Regions from separate parts of the Mus musculus genome. Here region 2 is linked to region 1. A link is a loop called in an ENCODE intact Hi-C map of the cell type or tissue named here. Cell type or tissue: heart. All regions are shown on one strand.

Region 1 (8,000 bases):
CTGACCAGAGTTTCCTGTCCCTTCTCTCTTCACATTCCTCCCCCACCTTGCCTCTCTTCCATTTTCTTTTAGAAAAGGGCAGGCCTCCTGTGATAGCAGCCACACATGACAATGGGACTAGGTACATCCCTTCGTATCAAGGCTGGTTGAGGCAATTCTCTAGGAGGAAAAGGGGCCCAAAAGCTGGATTAAAAAAAAAGTTAGAGACAGCCAAGAGAAACAGGATTTCTCTTGCTGAAACTGTGCAGTCATCTAATTCGATGTGTGTAGGGTGTTTTTGCAAATGAGAACTTAATACTTTATACTGTCTTTTAGGCCTCATAAACTCTAGAAGTGAGAGTAATCTGAGAGTAATCAATACTTAAATTTTATTAATTCGCAATGCTGTAGTCTGTATTGAAGACTGTATTAAGACTCCGATGATGAAAACATTTAATTGCACTAGTATATTGAAGCTTTTTTGGCAGTAAGACCTAATGACTCAATTCTATCTTTTATCTATGTGGAAATATAGGTGGGAGGTCAAGCAAGATGCCATCAGTCTCACTTCAGGTCAGTTCAATTTATCTAAAGATGATCTATAGAACAACAAAAGGAAGTGCCCAGTTATGTAAGATGCTATGATGTTTGTCAATCTTTTTTAAAAACTTTTTTATTGGTTATTTTATTTACTTACATTTCAAATGTTTTCTCCTTTACAGTTTCCCCTCCACAAATCCCTTCTCCCCCCTCCCCTGCCTCTACGAGGGTGCTCCCCACCAGCCCACCCACTCCTTCTGCAGCATCCTAGCATTCCCCTACACTGGGGCATTGAGCCTTCACAGGATCAAGGGGGTCCCCTCTCATTGATGCCAGATAACGCAATCCTCTGCTATATATCCAGCTGGAGCCATGCTTGCCCCCCCCCCCGTGTACTCTCTAATTGGTGGTTTAGTCCCTGGGAGCTTTGGGGGGGGGGGAGTCTGGTTGGTTGATGTTGTTGTTCTTATGGGGCTGCAAACCCTTCGGCTCCTTCAGTCCTTGCCCTAACTCCTCCATTGGAGTCCCCACGCACAGGCTGATGTTTGACTGCAAGCATCCACATCTGTATTGGTCAGGCTCTGGCAGAGCCTCTCAGGGGACAGCTATACCAGGCTCCTACCTATCAGCACGGGCTTCTTGGCATCAGCAATACTGTCTGGGTTTGGTGTCTGCAGATGGGATGGATCCCTAGGTGGGGCAGTCTCTGCATAACCTTTCCTTCAGTCTCTGCTCCACTCCTTGTCCCTGCATTTTCTTTAGACAGGAGGAAATCTGGATTAATATTTTTGAGGTGGGTGGGTGGCCCCATCCCACACCCTGCGGCAGTGCCTATCCAGTGGATAAGATCTCTACAGGTTCTCTCTCCCCTTTGTTAGGTATTTTAGTTAATGTCCTCCCTGTTGGGTCCTGGGAACCTCTTGGGTCCCTGGCATCTGGGACTTTCTAACTAGTGACTGCCCCCAGTTCCCCCTCCCCCACTGCTACTCACCTCCTTTCAAATTCCTGACCCTCTGTGCTTTTTCCTAGCTCCCCCCTTTTTACCCTCCTCCTCCTCTCTTCCCAGTTCCCTCTCTCCCTCTACTTCCCAAGATTATTTTCTTCCCCCGCTGAGTAGGATTGTAGTATCTACACTTTGGTGTGGTCTTCCTTCTTCCTGGGTTTCATTTGGTCTGTGAGTTGTATCATGGGGACATTTGTCAATCATAAAAGCTAAGTAGAGCCAGGGGTTTACCAGCTTCAACACAGTAATGGCTATTAGTAAAAAATTCTTAAATTATTATGAGAGTCTATCTATACATAAATATGTTTATTCATAAATATACATTATATTTATGAGGTAGGGTGTGTGTGTGTGTGTTGAGATAGAGGCTCACTGTGTTGCCAGTGCTATTCTCCAGCTTGCAGTCCTACTGCCTTAACCTTCTGAGTACTGAAATTACAGCAGGGCCAACCATGCCTATCATAGAACATAAATCTCATATGAACACTTATAAGATTCTTCTTATATTGGCTTTCATATACTTTTCATGCTTCAAGGAAGCATCGAGGATTCTGGGTGGAATAAAGTCTTGCTGTCCCCCATGTGGCTATTAGGTGCCACAAGGAGACCTCTGCTTTTGCCATGCATTTATCAAGTACCTCTACATAGTCCATCAGTACACAAAGCAAAGATCCCTGCTCCCACAAAGTCCATGTTCTCTCTTTGTAGCCTGAGTGCCTTGTCCTAAAACTGCCTGGTCACCATCTTTCTTAGGTTTTACTCAAAATTGTTGGCAGCAGAAGCCCTGTCACGCACCTGTCTCAGGGCCTTTGCTAGGTTAGAAGAGCCAGAGGCAGCAGCGGCAGCACATTTAACAAAGAGACCGTGTCAGTTGATCCAGTGTCTGCCGAATGATCTGCCTGTGCATTGAGTTTGAGCGGTTTTAAAAGAGCCCTCAGGCAGTGCAGGAAATGACGGTGAGTTTAGGAAAGCTTGGTCTTATTGCAGGGTGTGGCTTCCACCCTGTCAGGCTTGGCTTTCTTCCTGAAGGCTAGTTTGGTATCTCTGCTGCCTAGTGCAGTGAGGGTTGAGTTCATCATCCGCCCACAAACATCAGGCCTTCCATTTTCCAGCCAGGAAAGTAGAGAGTAAATGTCTTTAGACTTTTGCCTCAGCTAACTGAGCCTCCATCTCTATGTGACTAGACATCAGACCACTGCTGACACAGTGTCTGTTTTCTATAACTTGGATCTTTGATACCCATGAGCAGCTTTGGTGTGCATCTGTTGGCTTAGAGATATATAGGGCAATAGTATAAATATAACTAAACTCTAAAAGCAATCTATGACTTGCTATTCTGAAAGTTATAACTTGCCAAGTATAGAATCATCATCTGAATCTCAATAAGATTTAAGCTGCAAAATATCTATAAACGGGAGAGCTTTTCTGGCTAATACTTTGTATGGCAAATGCTCCTTTCCTCCCTCACATATTAGAAAACTGTGGCAACTGTTTTCCCTGCCTTCACCCATTATATATGTCGGAGACTGGGGCAGAGTAACGATACTAGACTGTTCTAAGCATAAAGTGAGTGTGTGTTCAGACGACTGAGAACCCTGCTACAGTGTTTCACAATGTTTAAAGCTCTCTATTGTGTTCCTCTTCCCTGAATTGTTTTCAGTGTGATTAAACATTCATTCCCCTCTAATTACTCTTGAAATACTTTAAGAAAAGTCTTTTGATTTGTCACATGACTTTAGGAAGCATCACAGAACTTTAACTCAGAAACCCCCAGTGACTTATACCTGTGTTCTTAACTAAAACCCTGGGTAAGTGACTTAAGTTTCTGAGAACCCAGTTTCTATGTATGTCAAAGGAGAAAATCTCTACTTGATGTGGGGATTACTATAGAATGATTTTTAAAATGTTTTAAGCAAGGCAAATTCTAGGTCTTATTTTAAAATGGTCACAATGTCTTTTTCACATCAACTGTCAATGGCGACCCTCAGGGGAGGGCAAATGGCAAGGAGAAAATCACATCGCATCAAATACTGAGCACATCAGACAGGGCAGGGGAACTGAGTACATCAGACAGGGCAGGGGAACTGAGTACATCAGACAGGGCAGGGGAACTGAGCACATCAGAGAGGGCAGGGGAACTGAGCAGGTCAGACAGGGCAGGGGAACTGAGCAGGTCAGACAGGACAGGGGAACTGAGCACATCAGACAGGGCAGGGGAACTGAGCAGGTCAGACAGGACAGGGGAACTGAGCACATCAGACAGGGCAGGGGAACTGAGCACATCAGACAGGGCAGGGGAACTGAGCACATCAGACAGGGCAGGGGAACTGAGCCTCTAACCCAGGTTCTCTGTAAAATCAGCCTGTGGCTTTTGTTATGGTGATCAGAATACATAGTGTTACTTCTCTGGATTCGCAGTTGTAGCATCTCAGTGGTAGTTCTTAAAGCATTACTAAAGTGACAGGGTTTAGAGATTTTAACTTGAGTGGTAATTTTAATTAATAATCAGTGCAGAGCATGTAAAAGGTGTTCAACTGATTTTATTTTCAAAAATATTCTCCTTATTTAAAGCCATTTTAGTTACGCTGTTCAGGAGCACCCATTTTTTCATGTGACTTTTGTTTAGAAATTACAGCTAGCTGTCATCCACAGCTAATGCTCTCTCTCTTAGAAGGGAGGGAGGGAGAGGCAATGAGAGGGAGGGAGGGAGAGGGAGGGAGGGAGAGGGAGGGAGCTGGCCACTCCTACATTAGCTTACTCTTAACTGGTAGGAGTAGGAGACAGCTCTGCAAGTGAGAAAACCCAAGGCCTGGGGAGTCATCTTGCCCCAGTTCCTCTAAGCAGGTTAACAGAACTGCAGCCCCAGCTCACTTCTGCTGGGCCCTGACAGTCCATGTGCCATGACTTCATTTTTCTGGCTCCCAGATAGGTTAGGACAGTGGCCAGCAAGTACAGGACTGGCCATGAAGCCTGATGACCCAAGCTGAGTTCCTTAGAGTCCCTGTGGTAAAGAAGAGAACTGACTCCTAATAAGTTTTCTTCTGACCTCTGAGAGTGAGGCACATTAATTAACTAATTAACTAATTAATTAATTAATTATCTGTAAACATGGTGGCCTATCAAATAGTATTTTAGGATCTGCTTGGCATTTTAAAATGCCCAGACTTACTTGTTTCATTGTTTGCCGTGTGTCTGAGTCTATTCCTTCTCTTCCGGCCACCCTAATGGCAGAGTCCTTGGGAGTCCCGGGTCCTATAATCACACTGGACCTCCCCTCTACACCGAAGCCAACGGTCGTTGAAGCACAAGCTCCTTAAAGCAATACTAATATAGACATGTAGTTAATAAGACAATTCTTGCGATTTGTACTTTAACTTATATTCAGTTTTCTTTATCACTCCTGTGTCAGAGCTCTTTGTCCCCATTTCACTTTATGAAGGGGTTCATTTTATGGTTGAGGATCTAGTCAGAACCTTCAATTTTCGTTCAGAACTGAGATATTTTTCTCTCATGTGCCTCACCTGAGCCCCATCGGCCTGTGTCCGGAGGCTCTCCCATGGCCATTCTCTCTAGAGACGCACAAAGCCTGTTCTCTCGGGGGAGGTTCTCCTCTCCTCTGCCTGCTCGATGACTCTCCTCACTGTTTCAGGCACTAGCAGGCCTGGAAATGTTTCCGGCTTCCCTCCGGCTTCCCTCCGCTCCTTCCCCAACATTCCTGAATGTCCTTGCTATCAGGCATCACAGTCCCCTGCCCACCTTGGTGAGGACTGTGGTCCCCAATTGTACCATCCAGTTATCCTTCCCTCATTTTAAAAAAGTAATACAAGTGTGTGCGCACTTACCATTTATTATTCTCTCCGACTCTGGCTGTGCTACATTGGTTTTTAAAACATTTTCCCCACACCCTTGTGCAAGCTGGCTGACACAGAAAACTTCTGCAAATATAACTTTAGTAATTTGGGTCGGGGGCAGGGAGAAAAAACAGGAAGTTCAAATGTACTTTTCCTATACCAAATTTCCAAGTTGGAACTTTGTATTTCTGGTGTTTCCCATACTGAATGCAGTGAGATATAAGCCCTAGAACCCTTTTAAGATCCGAGACCATTCTGAGTTAGCTCTAGTGGTTACCAAAACAAGCCCAGTGCAAAGCCCTTTAAATATCCACAGTTTGTATCTCTCAGACCACATGCCATCACTATTATAGGTCCCATGGCTTGAAACTATCGAGTCCACCCACCTCTTTCTCCTTCTATGCAACCAACTCCGTGGACAGAGTCAGTGGACATCCCTGTCTTTTTCACTTTGTTAGCACTGACACTGTTTGCATCCTAACCTAAGTCCCTGTATCAGTCATGGAGCAGCCTCTTCCTGGGACATGCATGCTGAAAGGGAAGCCCTATTTCTGGGACAGCTATTACCAGAGTCAGTACTGCAGTGGGATCTTTGGAAGCTTTTCAGAGGCTCACTCAGTCATGTCTGGGCAGTACCTTACATTATCCAAACAACACAGGAGCAAACACCAGCTGAGTGTTTGCTGGACTCTGGACTCTAACATGCTCAACCCTGTGTTTGGAAAGTAGATTGTACATACTATCCTTACCTTGGCATCTGTGGGAACTGGCTGTCTAAGCTCTTACTGGATCACATTCTCTATACCTTTCTCCCAAGGCAGAAGTCAGATCTTGTAGGAGATCTCTGTGGACATCAGTATTGAGAGAAGTGCCTAGACATTCAGTCATTCACAACTCAATGTGACTAGACTTGTCCTCTCCTGAGCCTTAGGGTTTGAGTATGTCTTTAAAAGAAGTCATTATGGCCTAGAAAGATAGCTTAGTGAAATGCATGACACACAAACCTAAGGACCTTATTTTGATCCATAGCACCCATTAAGAAAGAAAACAACAACAACAAACAAACGGATGTGGTTGCTCATGTCTGTAGCCCAAAGACTGGGGAGGAAAGAAACAGGAGGATCGCTGGGGTTCACTACCCAGGCAGTCTAGTCAGTTGGTGAGTTCTGGCTTTAGTGAGAGATGAGTTGGAGGATGATTACAGAAGCTATCCAATGGCAGCCTCTGGCCTCTAAACGTGCATGTTCGAGCATGCACACACAGACACACTCTTTAACCTCCACTTGCCCAAGGCAAAACATCTTATCTATCGGGTACTTGGGTCACTGGTAATATGTCTGACTTCACAAAGGCGGAGGCCATAGTAATTCTTTACAATGCCTGTCAGCCCAGGGTCCTTCAAGGCTACCAAAGAGAGCAGGCAGGCATAAATTATTTCACTGTCTCTGGGAAACTCGCAGTCTGGGGACATTGCCCCTCCATTCTGAGATGGAGACAATAAAGCCTCTCTCAGTAAGCTGTCGTTAGGATTCACATTTCAAGATCGTATATGAAGTGGTCAATACATTCATCACCCAGACATCAATCATCACCCACTCTCTAGATCACATCCTAGGCCACTGCCAACTGTCTGGAAACACTGTGCTGCAGTTGTTTTCATTGAGAAGGGAGGAGGAGGAGGAGGAGGAGGAGGAAGAGAAGGAGGAGGAGGAAGAGAAGGGGGAGGGAGAGGAGGAGGAGGAAGAGGATGTTGATGATGGCACTGATGATGACGATGATTATGATGACAAATTTCACAAAGGTTTTGAGAGGACTGAATATATTAGTGCAAGTACTGTGTACATAATAAGAGTTCAATAAAACTGATGTATTATAAAAACAAAGTAACACCTGAGAGCTTTTAAAATCAGAGAACAGTGTTGTTCAAAGTGGCCATTGCTGTGAGATAAGGAAGTTGGACCACAGTGTAATACGGTGCTTTTCCTCTGTGAAAGCTTCTGGTAGGAAAAAAAGAGTGTTCTTGGTGAGAAAGCTTATTTACATTCTGGTGCTAGCTTCCTGTCATCTTTGTTGATCAATAATAAACAGCTTCAGACCAGATCTTTGCTGTTGTTTGTTTTCTTGGCACAGGATACAGTAGGCAGTGAGGAGATTCCTTTATACACCTGGCCTGAAAAATCTGTTTAAGATATGTTACTAAGGTAAATAAAAATTTTCTCCATAACAGCTTTTTGCTCATTTGTTGCAGTTAGCATAAACCACAGCTGTCTTTTGTTGTTGTTTGGTTGTTGGTTTGGTACTTAGTTTGTTAGTAGGTGACATGTATTTGTATAAATAAGTTTGGAAATGACACTGCTTGGCAATGAAACAGAATCTGGTGTTATTCAGGAAGGGATGCTCACAAGTAAAGACAGTCTTGATTCATTTATAGCCAAAAGAGTAACATAAAATTAGTAAATATATTATATTACTCTAGGGTGTCCAGAGAAGCATTCCTGGTACCTGTGTTGTGTCTTTCTTCTATGGCTTTGGCTTATGAACGTAGTGCAGTGATGGAGACAGAGAAGTCCCATAATCCATAGGGAGCAGAGTGGAGTGCCTGGAGTGGGTGACTCAGCTCAGACTGA
Region 2 (8,000 bases), 190 kb before region 1:
TTAATTGGGAATCTGCATGCCCAAACACTGAAGGTCCTTGTCCCCAAAGTTTTTGATAGATCAATAAAGATGCCAGTGGCCAATGGTTGTGCAAAGGGAGACTTGTTGGGATCCTTAGATTTTTGTGGGCTATGGTGCAGGAGAAAGGAGGAGAGACAGACAATCACCATGATCTGGTAGATTTAGAGCAGCAGGAAAGAGAGCCAAGGAGCATGTAAGAATTTGGCTAATAGCTACAGGCCACTTCCCTGATTGGGCCTGGGGTAGCAGGCAGAGGATTAGAACTGCCCAGCATTTCAAACTAATTACAGCAGTTCATTATAAGACTGTGTGTGTGTGTGTGTGTGTGTGTGTGTGTGTGTGTGTGTGTGTGTGTGTCTTTCATTCATGGATCCAAAGAGTTCCTGGACAGGTGGCTGGAAGTGCAGGACCTACCAGGAGAACAAAACAGTGTGGCTCGAATTACTACTACACTCTTATTTTTCAATGTAACCACAAACATCTATGGTCTTTCCTCTTAGAAATATCTGAGCCACATTGCATAGCTTCTGGCGAAGTTGTGATCATATTTTTGTTTGAATCTAGAAGGTTTTCTTTCATTTTTAATTTTCCTCTACTTTTTTCAATAGCTCACTTATCAACATGACTGTATCCCCCAGTCTACAGGTATCTGTGTAGTTAGTAGTTTTGCTATTGAATTATCCCATTGTGACTTGATAAGATACAAGAAAATACTGTGTTTGGGATGGGGTCAGGTGTTGTTGTCCATGTTTGTTAAGATTTGTTTTGTGTCTTATAAATGAGTTCTATTTTAGACAAGGTTGCATGGCCTGTTACAAATAATGTATATTCTATATTTGTTAAGAAGGGATTTTCTATGATATTCAAATCCAGCTACAGTTTGATCTACAGAGTAATTTAATTCTGCAGATCATTTGCTTTTTTGATTTTGATAACTGTTGTGGTTTGAATGAGAAACACTCCCACAGTCTTGGTCATTTGAGTCCTAGATGGAAGGACTGTTGAAGGGTTGTAGAGGGTGTCAGTCACTGAGATGGATGTTGAGGTTAAAAACTTCAGTCTCATGGCCGGGTGGTGGTGGCATATGCCTGTAATCCCAGCACTTAGGAGGCAGAGGCAGGCGGATTTCTGATTTCGAGACTAGCCTGGTCTACAGAGTGAGTTCCAGGACAGCCAGGGCTATACAGAGAAACCCTGTCTCAAAAAACCAAAATAAAAAATAAAATAATAAAAATAATAATAATAATAAAGCTTCAGTCTCTTCCTCTCTCTCTCTCTCTCTCTCTCTCTCCTTGGTTATTATAGTTTACCATGACTACTTCTTATTGCTATGCTTCCAACATCATGTGTTCTCTTTTTTAACCTCCTATACATTATATCTCTATCACAGTATTCCCTTCCCCTTTTCTTCCAGTCCTTCCTTCCTTTCTTCCCACTCCCTCATTCAAATTGCCCCTTTCCCACAGATCCACTTCTCCTCCATTTCCCTTCAGAAAAGAGCAGGCCTCCCATAGATATCAACCAAACACAGCATACCAGGCTGCACTAAGACTAGGCACATCCCCTTATATTAACACTTGATGAGGCAGCCCAGTCAGAGGAAAATGCTCCCCCAAAGCAGGCAAAAAGTTACAGACATCCCCTACTTTCACCGTAGAGAAGTCCCACAAGAACACCAAGTTCCACAACCACAAAATATATGCATCTATGCAGAGGACCTAGTTCAGACTCATGCAGACTCCAATCCCCACTTCAGTTTCCTTGGAGCCCTGTAAGAGCTGCTTAGTTGAATCTCTGGGTTTTGTTGTGCTGTCCTTTGACCGTCCAGCTTCTTAACTCCTTCCTACCCCTCTTCCAAAGTATTCCCCAGGCTCTGCCTAATGTTTTTCTGTGGGTTATTGCAGTTGCTCTCATCAGTTGCTGAATGAAACCTCTCTGAACATGATTACACAGGCTCCTGTCTATAAATGTAGCAGAATATTAGTAGGAATCATTTCCTTTACTGTATCCTTTTTTGTCAGTCCTGTTTGGTTTTAGCTTAGGTCTCTGGGTTATCCAGCTTCTGGTCTCTGACCCTCCAGGCAGTGTCAGGGATGAGCTTGCCCTCTGTGGCATGGTCTCATGTTGGACCAGTCATTGGTGAGCTACTCCCACACATTCTGCATCAACTTTGCCCCAGAATATTGGACCAGCAGGACAAATTGTAGGTCAAAAATGTTGTGGCTGGGTTGGTATGTCAATCTCTCCACTTCAAGCCCTGCCTAGTTACAGAAGATGGCTGGATCAGGCTCCATAGCCCCTACTACTAGGGGTCTTCACTAGGGTTATGCTCATAGATACTGGGGAGTTTCCATTACACTAGATTTCTTTCTTGCCTCTGAAATGCTCCACAATTCCAGTTTTCTCTCCTAGTACCCTCTTCCTCCACACCCTCCCAACCTGATCCCTATTGCTCCCATTGCTACTCTCCCCAAGTCAACCCTTAAAATCTAGTTTATTTCCCCTTTCCAGGGAGATTCATGTGTCTCCCTTGAACAGTTCTTGTTAATTAGCCTCTCTGGGTCTCTAGATTGTAGCACTATTATCCTTTACTTTGAAGCTATTATATACTTATAAGTGAGTCCAATACCATTCTTATATTCCTAGGTCTAGATTACCTTATTCAGGATGATGCTTTCTAGTTTGATTCATTAGTCTCCAAATTTCACGATCTTATTTTTTAAACAGTTGAGTAAATTTACTCTACTGTGTAAATGTACCGCATTTTCTTTAACTATTCTCTGGTTAAGGGACATAGAGTTTGGGTACATGCCTTTGGGTATATGCCCAGGAGGTGTATATCTGGGTAGATCAATTCCCAATTTTCTGAAGAACCACCATATTAATTTCCATAGAAACTGTATAAATTTGCACTCCAACCTGCAATTGAGGAGTGTTCCCCTTGCTCCACATCCTTACCAGCAAGCGTGAGCTGTACCTTGTGTTTTTGATCATAGCCATTCTGACAGGTGTAAGATGGGATCTCAGAGTAATTTTGATTTGCATTTCCTTGAAGGTTAATGATATTGAACACTTCTTTAAGTGTTTCTTGGCCATTTGAGATTCCCCTATTGAGAATTCTCTATTTAGATCTGTATTTCATTTTAAATTGGATTATTTGGTTTGTTGATAACTAGTTTCTTGAGTTCTTCATATATTTTGGAAATTATCCCTCTGTCAGATGTAGAGTTGGTGAAAATCTTTTTCCATTCTATAGGTTGACATTTTGTCCTATTGATGGTGTCCTTTGTCTTACAGAAGCTTTACAATTTTATGAGGTCCCACTCATTAATTGTCAATCTTATTGTCTACGCTATTGCTGCTCTGTTCAGGAAGTTGTGTATTGTGCCAATGCATAAAAAAACAATTCCCCACTTTCTCTTCTATTAGGTTCAGTGTATCTGGTTTCATGTTGAGGTCTTTGATCCACTTGTACCTGAGTTTTGTGCAGGGTGATGGATGTGGATCTGTTTGCATTCTTCTAAATTCAGGCATCCATTTACCAACACCATTTGTTGAAGATGCTTTCTTTCCTTCATTGTATTGTTTTCGCTTCTTTGTCAAAAATCAAGTGTCCATAGGTATGGGGGTTTATTTCTGGGTCACCAATTTGATTATTTTGATCAATCTGTCTTTATGACAATACCATGCAGTTTTATTGCTCTGTAACACAGCTGAAGCTCAAGCATGGTAATACATCCAGAAGTTCTTTTACTATAAAGGATTGTTTTAGCTATACTGGGATTTTTGCTTTTCCATATGAAGTTGAGTACTGTTTTTCAAGCTCTGTAAAGAAGTATGTTGGAATTTTTGTGGAAATTATATTGAATATGTAGATTGACTTGTCATAGAGGTCTTTCACTTGCTAGGTTAGAGTTACCCTCAAGATATTTTACAGTGCCCACTGGCTGCTCCGAAAAGCCATCTTTGCATTGTTCCTGGGTCGTGCTCCGCGCTCGCTGCAGCCACCTTCGCCGCCCACCGCCTCCTCCAGCGCGGACTCCGGCAGCTCTCTCGCCAGAGTCCTCGAACTCGACTTTAATTCCCTCACTCGCGGCATCGGACCACCGGCGTGCCCCACCATGTCAGACGCGGCAGTGGATACCAGCTCCGAGATCACCTGACCAAGGACTTGAAGGAGAAGAAGGAAGTTGTGGAGGAGGCAGAGAATGGAAGAGATGCACCTGCCAATGAGAACGCTCAAAATGAGGAAAATGGGGAGCAGGAGGCTGACAATGAGGTAGATGAAGAAGAGGAAGAAGGTGGGGAGGAAGAGGAGGAGGAGGAAGAAGGTGACGGTGAGGAGGAGGATGGAGATGAAGATGAGGAAGCTGAGGCTCCTACGGGCAAGCGGGTAGCTGAGGATGATGAGGATGACGATGTGGACACCAAGAAGCAGAAGACCGAGGAGGATGACTAGACAGCAAAAGGAAAAATAACCTTACGCACCGTGACCTATTCACCCTCCACTTCCCGTCTCAGAATTTAAACGTGGTCACCTTCGAGTAGAGAAGCAGGCCCCGCCCGCCCACAGCGGGCAATGCCACCCACAGATATGACATGCGCTCTCCACCACCCCTCCAAAACTACAACATGAATTGGCAACATGGGAGGAAAAAAGAACCAGAACTTCCCAGGCCCTACTTTTTTTCTTAAAAATACTTTAAAAGGAAAATTTGTTTGTATTTTTTATTTACATTTTATATTTTTGTACATATTGTTAGGGGTCAGCCATTTTTAATGATAACGGGTGACCAAACCAGCCTTCAGAGCGTTTTCTGTCCTACTTCAGACTTTACTTGTGGTGTGACCATGTTCATTATAATCTCAAAGGAGAAAAAAAAAAACCTTGTAAAAAAAAAAGCAAAAACAACAACAAAAAAACAATCTTATTCCGAGCATTCCAGTAACTTTTGTGTATGTACCTAGCTGTACTATAAGTAGTTGGTTTGTATGAGATGGTTAAAAAGGCCAAAGATAAAAAGATTTTTTTTTCCTTTTCTTTCTGTCTATGAAGTTGCTGTTTATTTTTTTTTTTGGCCTGTTTGATGTATGTGTGAAACAATGTCCAACAATAAACCGGAATTTTATTTTGCTGAGTTGTTCTAACAAAAAAAAAAAAAGATATTTTACAGTGTTTGTGACTATTATGAATGTTATTGCTTTTCTGATTTCTTTCTCAGACTGTTTGTCATTTGTATGTTGTTGTTTTTTTTTTAATTAATCTTGAATCAAGCCACTTTGCTGAAGGTATTTATCTATCCCTGGTACAATTTTGATGGTTGCTATGTATATGATCATATTATCTTTGATTAGCAATAATTTGAATTTTTTTCCTTTCCAATTTGTATCCCCTTGATCTCCTTTAGTTGTCTTATTGCTTTAGCTAGAACTTCAAGTACTGTATTGAATAGATATGGAGAGGATGGACAGTCTGTCTTGTCCCAGATAGGTGAATGCTTTTAGTTTCTCTTCATTTAATTTGATGTCAACTTGTTGTAAATTGCCTTTATTATGTTCATGTATGTCCCTTATATTCCTGATCCTCCAATACTTTTAGCATGCAGGGGTGTTGTATCTTTTCAAGGGCCTCTTCATCATCTAATGAGATAATAATGTGGGTTGGCTTTTTCCTTTTAGCATATTTATATGGTGGATTACCTTAATGGACTTTCATATGGTGTCCCATCCCTGTATCTCTGGGGTGAAGCCTACTTGATCATGTGAATGATTTTTATATGTGTTCTTAGATTTGATTTGTAAGTATATATTGAGTATTTTCACGTCAGTGTTCATTAGAAAAATTGGTCTGTAATTCTCTTTCTTTGTTGAATCTTTGTGTACCTTGGTTATCAGGCTTTCTATGGCCTAATAAGAATGAATTTGGCAATGTTTCTTCTAATTCTGCTTTGTGGAATTATTTGAGGTGTTTTTGCATTAGCTTTTCTTTGAAGAGCTGCAAGAATTCTGTGCTAAAACTGTCTGGCCCTGGGGTTATTTGGTTGGTTGGTTGGTTGGTTGGTTGGTTTGGTTTGGTTTGGTTTGGTTTGGTTTGGTTTGGTTTGGTTTGGTTTTGGTTTGGGGACTTTTAATCATTGTTTCTATTTCCTTAGGAGTTATAAGTCTATTTAAGTAGTTTATCTGATCTCAATTTAACTTCAGTAAGTCCTACATATAGAAAAAATCATACATGTCTTTTGGATTTTTCAATTTTATGGAATTCAGGTTTTTGAAGAATGACTTAATGATCCTTTGGATTTCCTCTTTGTTGTTATGTCCCTTTTAATTTCTTATTTGTTAATTTAGATATTATGTCAATATGCTTTAGTGATTTGGCTAAGGGTTTCTATCTTGTTGATATTCTCAAAGAACCAACTCATTGTTCCATTGATTCTTTGTATTGTTCTCTTTGTTTCTATTTAATTGATGTCAGCCCTAAGCTTAATTAATTTCTTTCATCTACTCCTCTTGGGTATGTTTTCTTCTTCTTCTTCTTCTTCTTCTTCTTCTTCTTCTTCTTCTTCTTCTTCTTCTTCTTCTTCTTTCCTTTCTTCCTTTCTTCCTTTCTTCCTTTCTTCCTTTCTTCCTTTCTTTCTTTCTTTCTTTCTTTCTTTCTTTCTTTCAAGTGTCTTCTTAAGTTGCTATTGTGAGATGTCTCCAATTTCTTTATGAAGGCGCTGAGTACTATGGACTTTCCTCTTAGCACTCTTTCATTGTGCACCATAAGTTTGGGTTTGTTTTGCCTTTTTTCATTGATCTAATAAGTCTTTAATCTTTATTTATGCCTTGACCCAGTGGTCAATTAGTAGAGTGTTTTTCAGTTTCTATAAGTTCGTATGCTTTCTTATTTCTGTTAGTTTTGCAATACAAGTTTAATCAAAGATGGTATGATAGTGTACAAGGGGCTATTTCAATATTTTTAACCTGTTGATACTGCTTTTATGACCTAGTACGTGGTCAATTTTGGAGAAAGTTTCATGAGAAGGAAGTATGTTCTTTTATGTTTGGGTGAAATATTCTGTAGATATTTACTAGGTTCATTTGGTTCACAACATCTGTTAGTTCTATTATTTCTCTGTTTAGTTTTTGCCTAGATGGCATGTGTATTGGTGAGAGTAGGGTATAGATGTCTCCCACTATTAATGTATGAGGTTCTATATGTGATTTAAGCTTTAGTAATATTCCTTTTACAAATGTGGATGCCATTGCATTTAGTGCATAGATGTTAAGGATTGAGATATTATCTTTTTGGGGTTATCCTTTGATGAGTATGCAGTGTCCTTTCCCATCTCGTTTCCCATTTTGGTTGGAAGTCTATTTTGTTAGACATTAGAATAGTTACACCAGCTTGCTTCTTAGGTCCATTTGCTTAAAGAAATCTTTTCCCAACCCTTTACTCTAATATCTATCTTTTATGTTGAGGATATTTCTTGCATGCAGCAAAAGAATGTATACTATTTTGTTTATATCTGTATCTGTTATCCTGTCTTTCTGTTGGGAAAATAAGTCCATTTATATTGAGAGATATTAATGACTAAAAACTATTCTGTCATTTTGTGTATTGACTGAGTTTCTGTCAACTTGTCACAAGCTAGAGTGATCAGAGAAGAAGGAGCCTCAATTGAAAAAATGCCTCTGTGGGATCCAACTATAAGGCATTTCCTCAATTAGTGATCAATGGGGATAGGCCCAGCCCACTGAGGGTGGTCCCATCTCCGGGCTGGTCCTGGGTTCTATGAAAAGCAGACTGAGCAAACCAGGAGAAATGAACTTGTAAGCAGCACCCGTCTGTGATCTCTGCATTAGCACCTGCCTCCAAGTTCCTCCTCTGAGTACCTGTCTTAACTTCCTTCAGTGATGAACAGAAATATGGAAGTGTAAATTGAATAATCCCTTTCCTTCCTTCCAACTTGCTTTTGGTTGTAGCAATGTTTACTCTA

Evidence for each region. Peaks named below come from ENCODE experiments on the same cell type or tissue, not always from the same donor. Only the 100,000 strongest peaks of a DNase experiment are listed, where the experiment ranks them.
Region 2: it touches region 1 in a loop (2.2-fold over the local background); 6 of 42 quality-filtered maps call a loop at or near these places.

The regions. Positions count from the first base shown.
Region 1 is chr14:8,610,331-8,618,330 of GRCm38, reverse strand. The region is part of intron 4 of Cfap20dc (CFAP20 domain containing); the gene reads left to right. Among named protein-coding and RNA genes, the nearest start is that of Cfap20dc, 52 kb to the left of the region's middle. In heart, no CTCF peak of the experiment used is centred here; no DNase peak of the experiment used is centred here.
Region 2 is chr14:8,796,478-8,804,477 of GRCm38, reverse strand. No RefSeq gene overlaps it. Among named protein-coding and RNA genes, the nearest start is that of 4930455B14Rik, 130 kb to the right of the region's middle. In heart, no CTCF peak of the experiment used is centred here; a DNase peak (open chromatin) is centred at 4,087.